Regions from separate parts of the Homo sapiens genome. Here all the other regions are linked to region 3. Evidence: chromatin loops called from intact Hi-C (ENCODE). Cell type or tissue: mammary epithelial cell. All regions are shown on one strand.

Region 1 (2,500 bases), 440 kb after region 3:
CCTTTCTTCCTGTTATTATACAAAAACTCCCTTTTCGTTTCTAAAGTCAACTCGTCTTCTGTCTAGTGTTTTAGATTCTATCTCTTCTCACTTATTTGAGAACATTATTCCAGCACTTATGTCATTTTTCTTTTGCATCATAAATTATTTTCTCTGCTAGATCATGTGTATCAGCGTTAAAAAATGCCATCAAATCTCCTGTTTATCTTTCTAACTTATGTCCCATTTCTCTGGTCCTCTTTATAGCAGAACCAGAGTAAGAACTATGTCTACTTTGCCTCCCTCCTCTGATTGTCTTTTGAATCTATTCTCATCAGGTTTTCATTCCTATTACTTTAGCAGCTAAACAGCATTTGTCATGATCAGTAATGGCTCCATATTGCTAAATCCAAAGGATAATTGTCAGTGTTCCTCTTCCTTGGGATATCTGCCCAGTGGATCAATTGCTCACTCCTCAAAACCTATTCTTCCCTTGTTATCTGGGACACCAGACTTCATTTTCCTGTGGTCATTTCTTCTCTGTTTCTTTTGCTGGTTGCTCCTCATCACTATCACCTATAAATGTTAAAGGGTCCTATACCTCAGTTTAGGATGAAAAGTCTCCTCTTCACTCTTCATTCACTTTCTTCCATCTAGTCTTAAAGCTTTTAATGTCATCTGTATTCTGATGATTCCTATATGCGATGCATCACATAATGATGTTTTGGTCAATGACAGACTGCATATACAACCAATGGTGGTTCCATAAGATTATAACACCATATTTTTGCTCTGCCTTTTCCATGTTTAGGTACACAAGTACTAACCATTGTGTTATAATTGCCCATAGTATTCAGTACAGTAACGTGCTGTACAGCTTTTTAGCCTAGGAGCAAAAGGCTATCCCATATAGCCTAGGTGAGTAGCAGACTATATCATCTAGGTTTATGTAAGTACACTCTATGACATTCACACAAGGACAAAATTGCCTAATGGCATATTTCTTAGAATATATTCTGTCATCTAGCAACGCATGACTGTTCTTATAGCTCTAGCCTTGGCCAATTCCTTGAACTCCTGACTCTAATATCCAACGACCTAATGATAATTGAACACTAAATAAGTGTCTCAAATTTAAAATCTGCTAAACTGAGCTCCTCATTCCTGCCTGCTGCCCACCATGTCCCCAAATTCTGTTTGTCCTCACCATCTCCCCATGTAGGAAATTGCAATGCTACCCTTCCTATTGTTGAGGGAAAAATCCATGTAGTCTCTGATTCCTCTTTCTCATATTCTCTATAGCCAGTCAGTCACAGTATCTTATTAGCTCTACCTTAAAAATAAAACTAAAATCGGATACATCTCCTCTTCCTCCTAATTTCTCCAAACTCATCTTCATGATCCTCTCTGCCCCCTACAGTTTATTTTCCATATTGCAGCCCAAGTTGTGTCTAAAACTTGTCAGTTCAAAATCTTCTGTTGATTATTTGACCTCACTCAAAGTAAAAGGCAAAGGTCTTACAGTGTTTTCTATAGAGCTCTACATCATCTCACTCCCCATTGCTGTGGTAATCAGAATGCTAAGATGTTCCCCAAGATTCTCAGCCCCTGGTGCAGCTGCTCTACATAACACCCGCCCCTTGATTACAGGTTGCACCGTGAATATATGCTGCCTGTAATTATACACAGGTGGCTGGGATAACCATGCATAATAGTGTCTTAGCAGACTGGAGATGGAAATTCTGACCTTGAGGAGGCAAACCACCATGTGAACTGCCAATGTGGAGGGCCTTATGGCAAGAATGGCCTTGAGACTGAGTGTTATCCTGATAACCAACAAGAAAATGCGAACCTCAGTCTTAAAGCCACAAGAAAATAAGTTCTACCAACAAGCTGAATTAGTTATAACGTGGATTTTTCTAAGACTGCATTCCAGCCTATATCTTGATTTCAACCTTGTTAGGCCCTGAGCAGAGGACTCTGACTGGACTTTTGATTTATAGAAACTGTGAGATAATAAGTCCAGTCAGAGTTTAGGTCAGTGGGTTTATGGAAATTTGTTATGTAGCAATGGAGAACTAATACATACCCATCTGATTTGGTCTTCTAGTCCTTTCTTCCCCACCTATCTAGCTTTAGCCACATTGGCATCTTTGCTGTTTCTCAAATAGGGTAACCAGGATTCACTTCAAGGCTTTGGGATCATCTGCTTCTTTCTGCAAAAATCTTGCCCCAAGAAGGATGTATGACTCATTTCTTTACACTTTAGGTGTGTGTTCAAATGTCATCTTATTAAAAAGCCTTTCCCAACCACTGAAAACAAAGTAGCAGCCCCAACACAGCACTCATCCACCTTTTACCCTGCTTAATTTTTCTCCATGGCACTTGTCATATTTTGACATATCACATTTGTTTATCACTAGAATATAAGTTCCATGCGGGCAGAGAATTTTGTTCTGTTACATTATTGTGCATGGATTAGCGTTTAATAGTACTAGTAAGTGCTTAATAAATATTTGTA
Region 2 (2,500 bases), 590 kb after region 3:
TGTATAAAAGTACGAAATCCTGAAATACACACATCCACTCTTCTGAGTTTAGTTTTTTCAAGTTTCAACTAAGATTGTGTGTATGTGTGTGTGCACACACGTATATATATGTGTATATACATACACACACACACACACATATATATATTTATATATGAATGAATACTACCTTCATCTTTATCAGGAGGACCAAATAAACACCATGTAAACTGTAAGGTATAGAGAGACATAAAGGTGAGGGGCAAGTGACAAGTCTGAAAACTGTCAAGAGCTGAAGCTTGGGTTTTTTTTAATTTTCCCCAAAACATATTTTAAAGCAAAAGACTAAAGCATTTATTTTTCCTTTGTGAGAATGATTTGGGATGTTCATTGGAGCAAAAAGGCCATTTATGAACTGACTTTGGCTTTGCTTTGGCCTGTCGTAGCCACTGTGTTTATTTCAGAACCTGAGATTTACACTGACTGCATATTAACAGAGAAGAAAACCTGGAGTCATTGGCATTGGAATTTTCCAGTACAATTTTCCATTATCTGCTCAACTTAAATTGTTTCTTTTCTAGAAAAAAAATGTATTTTTAGCTTTTTCACTTATGTTCCTCCATAGAAGGCTTACTACTATTTTAAAGACATATTACCTTGCTCACAAACTTGTAATTTTCTCATTCATAATTAATGCTTTCCGATATTGTCATTGTCCTGATATTTTAGCCATAAAAAGTATATATAATTATGCAAAATAGAGACACTGGAATATTGTTAGTATCAGAAGTATGTAACACTGTTCCTAGGTTTAGAATGTTGTGTGTTCCTTTTATCCTGGGTTTCCACTTCCAATCTAGTGAAACTGGAAACCAGACTTGTTTTGGTGTTGTTTTTTTTGTCATCTGATTGTAATTTATAATTAAGAATCAACTGGTTAAATAAGTGAAGATGGAAGTGAATAAAGCAACTATCCTTATGCTAATGAGACAATCTGCAAAGTTTTCTCCTTTAAATACTTTTTAGAGAAACAAATATTTAATTAGAATTGTCACTTAATGTCTTGCAAGAAAACAAATGTGGTCACTTAAGTTATTTTTTAAATTTTCTAACTAGAAAAATCATATAAAGTATTGACCAGTTGATTCAGTATAGTACCATGCAAGATGCTTAAACAATAAGTACATGCTGTTTGGGAACTATACAACTGCGTACAAAGTAAAAATCAGTTACTTGAATGCAGTAAGTGCAAAGTAGTTCTGCTTCAGCCTGATTAAGCAGCGCCACCTACTGCACAGAAGATGTATTTTATGTTTGGGAATTCTCTAGTAGAAACAAATCTCTACAGAGCTAAGCACAGAACAAAAGCAGTTTTCAGTCTGTTATCGTTTAAAATTTACATCTGGGTTAATTTATTGAAGTTTTTTCTAGTGTTTCCCTGTGTCTATTAGTCTACCCATTCATATTGAGAACAACAATTAAATAAAGGGAGAGAACAGGAGATAAAAATGCAAATATGAAAAAATAGGAATATAGGATATTCATTCTTGGTATCTATTGATGTATCTCTTATTATGAAAAAAAAGTTCAGTGTACCTCTATTTTCCCTTTTACACATGACAATGACATAAGAATCAACAGTTAACCAATGCTTGTTTAAATTGAACCATTGTTCACATTTTATTCTAGGCTGCCTATAAGTTTGTCCAATATTAAATGATCATGCATTAATAGGGCTCTGTTGCATTCCTCTTTCTTTATGCTTTTTATCCTCATAATAGCATGTACATCTACAATATTTTTAAAATAATTTCTAACATTCTAATGTATTTTACATTATGACATCACATAGGCATTTCATAGAGTATTACTAAGAATGTATCTTTTTATTATGTTGGGGCCATTAATTATCCTTTCAACCCTTTGGGTTTATTTCATCTAGTCTATTATACCACAACATAAAATAAATAAGTGACAGTAGACATGGTACGATAGTGATTGTGATTCTTTTTATTATTCTCTGTCACTCTTTCAAGGTCTTAACTGATTATTTACCACTCACATTACTCACAATGATGCTTGCACTTTTATGATGAGGAGATCATATCATTTCAGTTCCTGCTTTATAATTAATTTCGCAGCATGCACTCATTCATATCAAATCGTATTTGTCACCCATTAATTTATTTATATATTAATGGAATGTCACACGGTCAAGAATTTATGATAGTTAACATTTGCCAGGGCTTTGATCTCCAAATTAACTGAAACAGAACATAAATTGTTTCTATATCATACCAAAGTCATAATTATATAATTGATGCCTGTTAGAAATCTAGACATACAAATAGCACAAATGGTCTCAATTTTGCATCCTCATTTGAAGAACAGCTATTTGAATCCCAAATACTACCCAAAACTTGACTTACTTAAACTTGTCTATATCTTTAAAACTTTTTATATTTATTGTAACTTTTCTCATTCAATTAAAACTTATTGAATATTTACTATATGCTAGGCA
Region 3 (2,500 bases):
CTGTCACCCAGGCCGGAGTGCAGTGGCGCGATCTCGGCTCACTGCAATCTCTGCCTCCCGGGTTCAAGCAATTCTCCTGCCTCAGCCTCCCAAGTAGCTGGGACTACAGGCACGCGCTACCACGCCCGGCTAATTTTTGTATTTTTAGTAGAGACGGGGTTTCACTGTGTTAGCCAGGATAGTGTCGATCTCCTGACCTCATGATCCACCCGCCTCGGCCTCCCAAAGTGCTGGGATTACAGGCGTGAGCCACAGCGCCCGGCCTTATGACATCGTTTTAATAAGAATAAAATCTAAATTCCAATCAACTAATTTATAACACCACTGTAGGAACACATTCTCTTCACCAAAGGGAGACAGCTTAATTTTATCACTTACTGGCTTTGTGCCACTCCATACATCATTGCAGAAAAATCTAACCTGCCCTACCCAACAAAAGCATTTTTGTGCAAGAGCATATACTCTGCTCTATAGTGGAGTCTCTCTAGGCTAAGATCCTAAAAGTACTTAAATGCCAGGTATGGAAATGGAGTAGGGTCATGGTTATTTGGAAAGCTGAAAAGAAATTAGGCCTATTGGGTTTGGGGAGAAGCCTTTGGGAATTGGGGCTCTCAGAGAATTGGCAATTCCCAGTAAAAGACTAAAGTCTTTGAGGGAATTGGTTCCTTTAAGGCTTTAGCAGATCTGCTCATTTTTATTTCTGGTTTTGCAGCACTAAGATTACTTTGGAAGGAGAATCACATCATTGAAGACAAAGTGATCTGGGCTACAAATAATTGGTAACATGTCCACTAGATTTTGCAAGTACACGCTTGAACATAAATGTATGTTTGTTCTTCTCTTTCTCTCTCTCTATATATATGATGCTGAAAATCATACACACACACACACACACACACACACACACACACGAGATGCACTCCAGCCTGGGTGACAAAGTAAGACCCTGTCTCAAAAAATAAAAAATAAGAAAACTATATATATATATATATATAGAGAGAGAGAGAGAGAGAGAGAGAGAGAGAGAGAGAGAGAGAGAGAGATTATATATATATGTATATATATATATATATGTATATATATACACATATACAGTTGGCTGTTCATATTAATGGGTTCCACATCCATAGATTCAACCAACTGGGAATCAAAAATATTTGGAAAAAAAAACAGACAATAAAAAATAATACAAATTAAAAGACAATGCAGTAAAACAACTATTTATATAGCGTTTACACTGTAGTAGGTATTATAATCTAGAGATGATATAAAGTGTCTGGGAGGATGTGCATAGGTTATGTGCAAAGACTATGCCGTTTTATATAAGGGACTTGAACATCCGCATATTCTGGTACATTGGGAAAGAGGAAACCTGGAACCATACCCCACTGGGTAATGAGGGATAGCTCTCTATATTTTTAATGAATTTGATGTTTTAAAAAGTATGCCACTAGATGTCAGCAGCAACCTCCTAGGGGTCCTGTGACCTTAATTTGCTAACAATAAAAAATGATACTTCATTAGAACATCTTACCTGAGAATAGTAGGTACTTAATTTGAAAGTTTAAGAACTATTTTTTTTGCCGTACAAAGAGTAGGAGTGCAGGCATAAAATATTTTTGAATTATTTTCTAAACCAGTTTCTGTTCACATGTAACAAGTTATTTTTACTTCCAGTATTCTCTGTATCATTGAGATGACAATGACGAATTATGGGTGAACTTGAGTAATTTGTCAGGAATTGTACCTGATGCCAGAGCTCTAAACTTCTGCTTTGATACTTTATGATTCATTTATGCCATCATTGGATGGGTATTTGTGCTTTGGTTTTGTTTCATTCTGTTTTTGTAACAGCATTTGGTGCTATAGCCCATCAGAAGATTGTGTAGTATTAATTTTTCGGCATCCACATCTGTGCCCTTTTTACTTAGTAAATTCTATCTTTAATTTTTTTCCTTAATAATTTCTAAACTTTCATGGATCTCTGTTCAGTTGTTACAAGGTACTCAACTTTTGGATAGATGCCATAGAGTATTATGAATGTTTGCTCATGAGTTGACAACATCATCTAGAAATAAGAAAAAATGATATTTTCCATGGATTATAGTACATATAATTTTTTAGTTTTTAAGAATTAGTAAAAGTATCTCATTTTTTTCAGAAATTAATAAGAAAATTATAGGCTGGGTTCAATGGGTCATGCCTGTAATCCCAGCACTTTGGGAGGCCGAGGCGTGCAGATCACTTGAGGCCAGGAATTTGAGACCAGCCTGGGCAACATCGCGAAACCCCATTTTTACTAAAAATACAAAAATTAGCTGGGCATGTGACGGGCACCTGTAGTCCTAGCTACTCAGGAGGCTGAGGTGGGAGGATCACCTAACCCCCGAGAGGTTGAGGCAGCAGGGAGCCGTGGTCACACCACTACACTCCAGCCTGGGTGGCAAAGTAAGACCCTGTCTCAAAAAATAAAAAATAAGAAAATTGTAGTATTGGCCAA

What was found. Hi-C counts contacts between places; a loop is a spot of excess contacts. Peaks named below come from ENCODE experiments on the same cell type or tissue, not always from the same donor. Only the 100,000 strongest peaks of a DNase experiment are listed, where the experiment ranks them.
Region 1: it touches region 3 in a loop (6-fold over the local background); 18 of 110 quality-filtered maps call a loop at or near these places.
Region 2: a loop joins it to region 3, with 18 times the contacts of the local background. A loop is called at or near these places in 54 of 110 quality-filtered maps.

What each region holds. Positions count from the first base shown.
Region 1 is chr4:142,281,945-142,284,444 of GRCh38, reverse strand. The region is part of intron 9 of INPP4B (inositol polyphosphate-4-phosphatase type II B); the gene reads left to right. Among named protein-coding and RNA genes, the nearest start is that of INPP4B, 560 kb to the left of the region's middle. In mammary epithelial cell, a CTCF peak has its summit at 1,402 (motif pointing left); no DNase peak of the experiment used is centred here.
Region 2 is chr4:142,125,846-142,128,345 of GRCh38, reverse strand. All of the region lies in intron 18 of INPP4B (inositol polyphosphate-4-phosphatase type II B), which reads left to right. Among named protein-coding and RNA genes, the nearest start is that of IL15, 490 kb to the right of the region's middle. In mammary epithelial cell, a CTCF peak has its summit at 1,249 (motif pointing left); no DNase peak of the experiment used is centred here.
Region 3 is chr4:142,719,305-142,721,804 of GRCh38, reverse strand. All of the region lies in intron 2 of INPP4B (inositol polyphosphate-4-phosphatase type II B), which reads left to right. Among named protein-coding and RNA genes, the nearest start is that of INPP4B, 130 kb to the left of the region's middle. In mammary epithelial cell, a CTCF peak has its summit at 1,466 (motif pointing right); a DNase peak (open chromatin) is centred at 1,744; H3K27ac peaks cover 1,968 bases.